Linked DNA regions of Homo sapiens: region 2 is linked to region 1. Evidence: chromatin contacts called from ENCODE POLR2A ChIA-PET data. All regions are on one chromosome and are shown on one strand. Each heading gives the region's core, a stretch centred on a gene start or an enhancer-like site at or near the end of the contact. The rest is flanking DNA. Distances are from core to core; before and after follow the strand shown. Region 1 holds the start of ENGASE (endo-beta-N-acetylglucosaminidase). Region 2 holds the start of BAHCC1 (BAH domain and coiled-coil containing 1).

Region 1 (4,516 bases), core at 1,382-3,881:
GGGACCTAGGCCCCTCCCAGCCCTTCCACAAGTGGCTTTCATCTCATGGTCTCAGATGGTTGCTGCAGTTCCTGCCATCACATCCTTGCACCCAGCTGGCGACCAAGAGAAGCCAGGAAGGAAAGGTGGAGGGCAATGCCCCCTTTGTTTTGCAGGCACAACCAGAATTGCACTTCTCACTTTGTTTCTTGTTTCATAAACCACAGCTTACTTGTAAGTAAGTACACGTGGAAGGTCTAAGTTCTGCCTCTGGGGAATGCTGTCTTCATCTGGGCTACCATGTAGTCAGCAAAAACGTGGGGCTTCCGTTCCTAAAGGACAGGCTCGGAAGGAATATTGGGGACAATTAGTTCCTGCCACACTCTTCAGCATATCAGCAACCAAGCCCGGGGACCAGGTGGTGTCCACTCACCTGATTCTCATTTCCGGCTCCCCCGGAGGCCATGAAGGAGGAGGCAGAGGAAGGCAGAGCAAGCAGGTGTGACTCTAGGTCCCCACTCCGGGCGCTCTGGGCATGGCGAGGGGGGGTGCAGAGGCAAGTGCATGCACTGCGTCACGACCTGCAACAGGAAGCTGATGGGACAGCATGGTCAGGCAGGGAGACCCGAGGCTCAGCTGTCCCAAACCAACCAGTACTGGTGTGGGCAGAGCCCAGGACAGCCAAGAGCCTGCAGGGAGGTGTCAGAGGGGCCCCTGTAACAGGGCAGGGTGGCTCTGCCGAGGCTGTAGTTCAGATTCACAGGTAGGGATGCCAGATTTAGCAAATGCATAGACAGCATCCTAGTTCAGTTTGAATTTTAGATAAATATGCAATAACTTTTTAATATAAGCTTGTCCTATGTCCCAGGCATCATTTATTTGGAATTCAAATTTAACTGATTGCTCTGTATGTTATCTGAAAACACCAGAAGGTTAGGGTTTTAGAGGGCCCACTCAGGCCTCAAACGGATCCAGAGCCCCAGTATGAGCCAATGTGAGCTCAAGGCAGACAGGGCCCCTCCAGGCTTGGCCTGACATCCAGAGAGACCACGAGCCACAGGGGCTAACAAGAGGCCACAAGGCCTAAGTCCTTTCTGTCCTCAGGGGCGTGCAAGGCTGCCTTCACTTTCTTGCTCTTCTAGACCAGGTGCCTACTCTTTGGAAAGGAGAGAAGAAAAGGGAGGTTTGGGCATATTTTCTCCCAGAGACTGAGCATTACCCAAAGGCTGTTCAAAGTATCCCTTAGAACTGTGTTCTAACCTGGGTAGGATGAAAGTTTATCTATTTTTATTGCTAAGCTGCAGGTGAGGGCTTGGGAACACCTGGTTACATGCACCCCAGATCAAGACTGTCCACGTCCGGTGCACCCCTGAACACAGCAGGAGGGAACTTGGGGATCCACTGCCCTCGCTCACTGTAAGCTTCCCAGGACTGAAGCCCCAAAGAGGAGCCCTCTGCCTTCTCTGTCCTCCCCATGGGTCAGCGTGTCCTGCTTCTGAGTGGCCCGTCCTTCCTGCCTAACTGGCTGGCCTGCACCATGGCCCATATTCAACAACCTTAGTCATAGTTCCCACCATTGGCGTTTATGGAAGCTTGGAGCCTCATAAAGTTCAAAGTCTGCAACAATAATAAAGGCCCAGTCAACTTGGCTTGGGCGGCAGCTGCAGCCCAGCACTGGAAGCTCCTAGCTGTGGAGGGGCGTTGGGGCCTGGAGGGAGGAGAGCCTTGGTTTGCCCTGTGGGGCCCAGCCTTGAGTTCTGGCTTCTCAGGGCTCTGTTCTATCATGTTTCCTGTGAACTCCTTTTGTGCCTAAGACGCTGGGCAGTGCCACTCTTGCAGAGGTGCCACTCCAGGCCCTGCACGCTTAGGGGTAGAGCAACTACTACTGTTGGGCACAGGCGTGGGGCTGTAGAAAGAAATCCGTGTTTCACTGGAAAACTATGCATCCTACATAGGACACCAGCTTCCACATGGCCCGATACTAACCTACTAACCTTTCATCTTTTTTTTTTTTTTTTTGAGACGGAGTCTCCCTCTGTCGCCCAGGCTGGAGTGCAATGGCACCGTCTCGGCTCATTGCAGCCTCTGCCTCCCGGGTTCCAGCGATTCTCCAGTCTCAGCCTCTCAGGTAGCTGGGATTACAGGCATGCACCACCACGCCCGGCTAATTTTTGTATTTTAAGTAGAGACGGGGTTTCACCATGTTGGCCAGGGTAGTCTCGAACTCCTGACTTCAGGTGATCCGCCCGCCTCGGCCTCCCAAAGTGCTGGAATCGCAGACGTGAGTCACCGCGCCCGGTCTGAAAATTATCTTTTAATAGGGGTTAGCTGCATGAGTTAAAATCTCATTGCCACCATTTGCTGACTTTGTGCCCTCTGGGAGATTGCTTAATCTCTCTGGGATAAACCTCGGTTTGCTTGACAAAGGAAGCTGGTGAGGCTAAAGAGAGAACTCTAAGATTGGGGCGTTCCGAAGCCTTCTAGAGCCTTCTAGCACCCTGGACTCATAGCCAATGATGGGCAACAACAAGAACGACGACGAACCCTGGGCTCGGAACTCGCCCAGGCCCCGCCCCTCACAGCCCCGCCCCGTCCTCGGCCCCGCCCCCGGCCTGTCGCCTCAACAAAGTCCCCGCCGCGCGGCCGCTGGCCGGGAGTCAGCTCGGAGTCCCGTCCCAGCGCGGCGTCAGCGCTGCGCACTTCCCATTGGCCGAGCGCGGCGCGGGGGCGGGCCCGGGCCTGCGATTGCCTCTCGGCGTGCGCGGACAGTGTCATGGAGGCCGCGGCGGTGACGGTCACCCGGTCGGCTACACGGCGGCGGCGGCGGCAGCTGCAGGGGCTGGCGGCCCCGGAGGCGGGGACGCAGGAGGAGCAGGAGGATCAGGAGCCGCGGCCGCGGCGGCGGCGGCCGGGAAGGAGGTGGGGCTGCGGGGCCCGCGTGAACCCCGATCCGCGGGGCTGAGAGTCCGTGGCCCCGGGGCCCGAGGTTTCCCGGCACGGGCGCGCCGAGGGGCGGGGGGCCGGCGCCTGTGTCCGCTCCGTGCACAGTAAGGGACAGAGGGTGGCAGCGCCCCTCCGCCCCGGTCCGCCCCGCCGTCCTCGCGCCACTGCCGGGCAGCGGCCTCCGGCCCCCGTGCGTGACCCCTGCCTATCTCAGAAATACGGGTGCAAACCCGAGTGGCCGCGGGGCCCAGCGGGAATCCCGACGCCCCGGCCAGACCCCTGCTTCCCACGTCGCTGGTCTATGCGGAAGATCCCGGCGGCGGTGCTCATGCCTGGCTCAGTGGATGCCGGCTGGTGGAAGGGGTGGCCTTCTGTAGGGGTGACACTAGAACTGAGTCTTTGGGGAGGAGGAAGCCTTCAGTAGGTGGAGAATAGGGAGTAGGGTATCCAACTGGCGGGGAACAGAAAGGGCCAAAGCACAGAGACAGAAAGGGACGAACATGCCCCTCTGGGCTGGGCTTCCTTCCTTTGGGGGGCACTTGCCCACCCGGTAAACTCCCCCTCAGTAGGTTGCAGGGGGAGAAGTTAGGAGCACAGACATGGCTTCCGGAAACAGCAGCCGTAGCTTTGTTTCTAAACCCAAAGCAGTGAGACTGCTGAGCATTTCAGACCTCATGAAGATGGGATGAAGGCTGGCTGCTGGGAAAGATATTTTTGGACAGGAGGAATGTGGAGATGGCTCTTTCCCTCCTAGTGGAGGAATGACAGGTGACAAAGGTGACCTGGTGTGGGATTGTTCTGAGAAGGTCTGGGAGGGGGTGGCTGAAGTATAATAAGGACATCAACGAGGAAGGGGGCTTTGGAAAAGGAAGGTGGAGAGGAACAACTGCGGCATCTCTGCTTGAATCCGTCCCCGACCCCTGCAGTTCTCAGGGTCTCCCAATGTCATTCTGGAGGCCCTGGGTCAGTGTTTGGTGATGGCAGATGCTACAGAGGACTCTTTGCAACAGGCCTCTGAATGGCAGTGGAGTGATGGCAGATGACAACTCAGTGAACAAAGAAGTGGCCTTGGGCGTTGGTAGATTTAGGGAATCTCAACGTTGGTGCCATGGCCTCTAAATAGCCACTGCGGTGTCTTCTTACTGCTCCTAAAATAATAATGATTTTTTAGGCCAGGCATGGTGGCTTATGCCTGTAATCTCAGCACTTGGGAGGCTGAGGCGTGTGATCACCTGAGTTCGGGAGTTTGAGACCAGCCTGGCCAACATGGTGAAACTCAGTCTCTACTAAAAGTACAAAATTAGTCAGGCGTGGTGGCAGATGCCTGTAATCCCAGCTACTTGGGAGGCTGAGGCAGGAGACTCACTTGAACCCAGGAACTGGAGGTTGCAGTGAGCTGAGATTTCACCACCTTACTCCAGCCTGGGCGACAGAGCGAGACTCTGTCTCAATTAATCAATCAATTTTTAAAAGAAAGTGGTTTGAGATGTATTTAGGAGCTTTCCATGTTAATGTACCGAAGGAACGAAGGAACTCTTTCTCCCTGTAACATACATCCATGAACAGCGCGGAAGGCACTTAGGGAAGTGTGGCC
Region 2 (4,747 bases), core at 992-3,491, 2.3 Mb after region 1:
TTCTCAAGCGCCATTTCTCCGGAGCCGGGCCGGCCGTCCTCGGTGTACGCGGGAAGCGGGCAGCCTCCGCCTGCACCCGCGGGGCCGGGACCCGGAGGCACCCGCTTCCCCGACACACTCGCTGGGGCCGCTGCTCGCTGCTCCAGCCTCCCGAGGCCACGGCAAGAGCCCGGGGGTCGGCGCCACACACCCCCAGCCGGCGACCGCGCCCAGGGACCTAATTCAATCGCCCCCAGCCTAATGAATAGCCGCGCGCTAATCGGATCTCCGCGCGCTTCGGGGATTTACGCTTCCCGGCTCTCCCCCTCGTGCCCCGCGGCCCGCCAGACGTCGCTTCCGAAGGCGCCGGCCTGGGGCCTGGCCAGGGGCTCGGCCGCGGGGGGTCCCGGCCGCCGGAGCCGGGAGACGCCGGAGACGGGAGCCGGGCCCGCGCGACCGCCACTCCCGAGCCAGCCGGGGTGGGCCCCGCGCCTTGTCCTGCGTCCCCGGCCCGGCCCGCGGAGCGCCGGTGCTTACCTGCGAGCCCCGGGCTCTCCGGAGCTCCCCTCCGGGCCGAGCCGCCCGAAGCGGGCGCCGGCGTAGGCCCCGACTCAGGCAGGCGGGAAATCCCGGAGTCCCCGCCCGCGGCCCGCAGCCCCCCACCCCAGGTCGGCGTGGCCTGCGGGGGGGAAGGCCGGCCGGGGCCGGCCGCCCGCTTCCCCTTTCTCTCCAGATTCCTTTGATCCGCGGGCTCTCCGCCGCACCTCGGCTCCCGGGCTGCCCCGGTCGGCCCGCGGGGATCCTGGAAACGGTCCCCAGCTTATCTCCTTTCATCAAGCGGCCTTGGGCCGCCTTGAAACCGCGGAGCCAGTAATTGCTTTTTTCAGGAGGCCCAGTGCGGACTGGACAACAGCCAATCAGCGCCTTGTTTACACTCGGTGATGGACAGTCCACTGGCGGAGTGCCAACCAATCCCAGCGGTCCCGCGGGAGCGGGAGTGGGGGCGGGGAAACAGAGAGACAACAGGCTTTGAGTTTAACTCTTTCGTGTCCCTGCCGGAATGAGACGGTGGAGAATTTCGAATGCGTGTGAATCTGTCAGTTGGCTCCTAGTTTAAATATCCTTTTTTCCCCCAGAGGGGGAGGCAGAGATTCACATGGAGAAAGAGGAGCAAAAATAAATGTATCCATCGCCACTAAGACATCACCTCGACTCCCTGAGAATAAATAGCATTTGGGTGGGAAACCAAATTCTAACAGAAATATTTGTTTGCGGAATATTTTAGAAGTGGTTTGCATCTGATTACGATAAAAATTGTTCAGTGGCTTGCTTTAGTTGGAGTGAGGATTTAGCAGATAGGCAGACAGGGAGCAGCATTGAGAAATACTATACATGGTTTACCACACCATACCCGCTTCCCCCATTACCAAACTGAAAATATTTTCTAAATCTAGGTGTAGATGAAGAAAGGGCAATCCTTGTCTTCTCAATAAATCCCTGATTTTCATTTTAGTAGCTGCTCTGTTGCAAAGTGTGGCAGAGGGAGATAAAATTGAGAGCCAGTAATGTAGACGGCTGGAGACTCAGAACTCACTTCCCAGGGTCTGATCCCCAGGTCATGGGGAGGAGAGAGCCGGACGGGCTATTCAAAGCTTTTGCTGCCCAAGCAGCGGGCGTGCGTGCGTGCATCCGCGAGCTCGGGTCCGGGCAGGCAGCAGCTTCAGAGCGGTAGATGGGCCAGGCAACCTGGGGAGGCCTCTGGGCTTGGAGGTCTGGCCTACCTGCCACCTGCCAGACAGATTCCAGGGAGAAAAAGCAGCTACTTTTAAGGGGTGGTGGTGTTTCTTCCCTTGGCCTTCTGTGCGGCAGAAGCCAAACGTTAGACCTGCTGGATTAAACATATATGTGTGTGTGTGTGTCTGTGTCTGTGTCTACGCCTCCCCCTCCGCCGGGACACGCGCACTCGCTCGCTCCAGCTCCCTCTCCCGCCCTGCGCCACCACATTCCCATTCAGCAGCAATGATCTGCGCAGAGGAGCTGCGCAGTCGCCGGGCTTGAATTAGGCGCCATCGGGCTTGGTAGTAGCCCCGCTGCTTCCTGATTGGCAGTTCCCTGGCCCGGCGCCAGCCTATTGGGAGGCCTGTTTACGCCGAATGAGTGGCACGAGCTCCCGGCCGTGGAGGGCTGCGCGGCCAATCAGCGCGCTGGCTGTTCCGGGCTGAGTGGCACGAGCTTATTAGTATGCAGGGCCCGTGGCTCGCCGCGCCAGGCTGCAGGTTTGAGAGCCGCTCTGGATGGGCTCGCTAGAGTCGTTGTTGTGGAAGCGGTGCATTTACAGTGCAACAGTCAGCACATTGAAAATACCAATAGGAATACAAAACAAAGTCACATTTACTGATTTAATTGTATTGCATTCAGTTGTATCCAGGAAACAGCCTCCAGTAAGTAACTGAAATTGCTTTCATTTTTTTTTTGTTTTTGTATTTTTATTATTATTTTATTTTTTATTCTGGCTTTGGGGTTTTACATTTTTTTTAGCAAAAGAAATTCAGGATTGTGATGTTAAGAAGTATATATCTTCCCTTTTAACAAAATCCGTTAAAATGTTGAGGCTTTTTTTTTTCTTAAAAAATATGGACTATGAGCGATTTTTTTTTCTCTGAAAAATCTTATCGATCGGTTTAAAATTACCCCCGTAATGCATCCTTGCTTTGCTCTGAGCGCTTGTTGTCTCGATCGACACCCAGCATTAAAAACAAATACTCGAAGACAGGACAGGGACCGCCAGGCTGCGTCTGGCGCGAGCCGCGCGGGTGGCACCGGGCGGACAGTAGGCGAAGTCCGGGCGCCGCCAGCGTGCGCCCAGTTCTGGGTGACCCACGAACGAACCCCAACATTCGCTCCCCTACCCTGCTCCCCTCCCCGGAACAGTCCTGGGTTGGCCCTGCCCGGTCGGTCCGCGGCGAGGGGAACTGGCCGGGTCGTGGTACCCACGGCCGCTGCCCTGAGGGGCCTTCCGGGCCGAAGCTAGGGGCCGGGGAGGGGAATGGTCATGGCGAGTTTTTCGGGTCTTCGTTCCCAATTCAGAATTTTTTTTTTCCGGAGAAGTGGGGGTGGAGGAGGGGGACCGAGCAAGGCCGGCGCAGCGGGGCGTTTTCACCGCGCGCGTTCGGGACGGCGCGCGGGGCTCGGGTCACGGCCCGTGTGGCGGGGTCCGCGGGCTGGTTTTCTTCGGGCGCGGGGGTCAGGCGCGACCCCAGTTCTCATGACTCTCCCAGGGAGCGGGTGCGGCTGTTTCGCAGGGAGCGGGTTCTGCGGCGACGGCCGAGCCACTCGCGCCCCAAGGCGCGCCTGGTCCCAGCCCGGCCTGCAGGCCCCACCGCGCCCGCGCTCCCGGAGACGACGCCGGAGGGAGGCAGACGGGCCAGAGTCCTGGTCTCCGGCAGGCGGGCGAGGAGAGAGCGGGTTTTTAGATGCAAAAGCAGGAAACAAAGCAAACTTGTAGAAGCTCCAGATCCTGGAGCGCGCCAGCCACGCCTGGGGCCGCGGCAAGAGGGACCGGCGGCTCCAGGGTCACGCCCTGCCTTCCCGGGAGGGAGCCCTGTGCTCCTAGGTTCAGTTCCTTCCGAAATGCCCTCGTCAGCGATTCTCCGCCCGCCCGGGGCCCTCTGCCCGCCGCCACTTTTCGCTCCATTTCCTCCCTTACCTCAGCCCGACCTGGCGCTGCGGCGCCGTCCTCGCGGTCCTCCGGCGCGGCCTCTCCTGGAGCTGGGCTGGGAGTGGGCCCCGGGCCTCGGCACTCGGCGGGTGGCGGCGTCGCCGCTGCGGGACTGTGGGACTCCCAGCTCGGGCCGTGTGGCCGCCCTTCCTCGCCCCACTTCCTGGCCGCCTCAGGCTCCCCAGGCCCCCGAAGCCCGGCGCGGGCAGACGCGGAGGCGCGGCGCGGCCTCTCCCCGGGAGGAGAGAACACAAAGAAAAGCTCTCTCCAATCCGGTCAGAGCCGTGGCGGCGCAGGCAGGCGACAGTAATCCACCTCCTGTTTGCTTAAAAAGTCGAGCAGGCTGGTGAGAAAGGAACAATCGGGCCTGCGATCCGCCCGCAGGGGGTGGGAGATTAAAATTGTTGCTTCGTAGCCGAGCCCGCGTCCCGAGAATCGCCGGCAGCTCGCGCTTTCTCAACTTTGAAATTTCTTATTGGAGAGAAAAAAAAAAAAAAAAACAACCACAAAACAAAAGCACAGCACACACGACTCCCTGGAGGCCGCCAGGAAGCCTGGCACCCCCGCGTGCGCAGCCCCCGGCCCCTCTCCGGCCTTCGGCGCCTTTGAAGCTGCAGGTTTCTGACCTCCCTCCCTTTCCTTCTTTCCCTTTGTCCCGCCCGGCGCCCTCCGGGGCTCGGGAGGCGCCGGCCGGGGCTGGGGGCCCCCACGTCCCTAGTCCAGCCCGGGCAGCCCCTCCCCTGACCCCTGCGCTCGCAGCCCCCTCGCCAGAGCACTCTCCGGGCCCTGGCGGCCGGGCGCTCGCTTTGCAGGCCGGGATCGGGGCTTGGGAGCCGAGCTATTTGTTAGACCCGGGGAGAGAGCTGGCGATCCCCAGAGGGAAGGGAGCCCCAAACGCCTTTGTATGTAGTTGCCAGACAAAGAGAACTCTTTGTGTAGACCCATTTATTTACAATGCAAAAGCTCTCCGAATAAATATTAAAAAAGCTTATCAGCTGAGCAAATATGTATTCACTTAATACATTATGTTTTCGGTTATAGATTAAATCA

Evidence for each region. ChIA-PET counts read pairs that join two places held with the same protein, here RNA polymerase II (POLR2A).
Region 2: POLR2A ChIA-PET joins it to region 1 with 24 read pairs in OCI-LY7. The contact joins the promoter of BAHCC1 here to the promoter of ENGASE in region 1. POLR2A ChIA-PET finds 5 or more read pairs at or near these places in 2 of 52 experiments (OCI-LY7 and activated naive CD4-positive, alpha-beta T cell).

The regions. Positions count from the first base shown.
Region 1 is chr17:79,072,193-79,076,708 of GRCh38, forward strand. It overlaps ENGASE (endo-beta-N-acetylglucosaminidase), which reads left to right and starts at 2,632. Exons shown (of 14, transcript NM_001042573.3): 1 at 2,632-2,898. The coding sequence starts at 2,753. RefSeq lists a silencer at 2,494-3,033.
Region 2 is chr17:81,393,216-81,397,962 of GRCh38, forward strand. BAHCC1 (BAH domain and coiled-coil containing 1) reads left to right here and starts at 2,242. Exons shown (of 28, transcript NM_001377448.1): 1 at 2,242-2,420. RefSeq lists enhancers at 339-896, 2,980-3,588, 3,589-4,197 and a silencer at 685-954.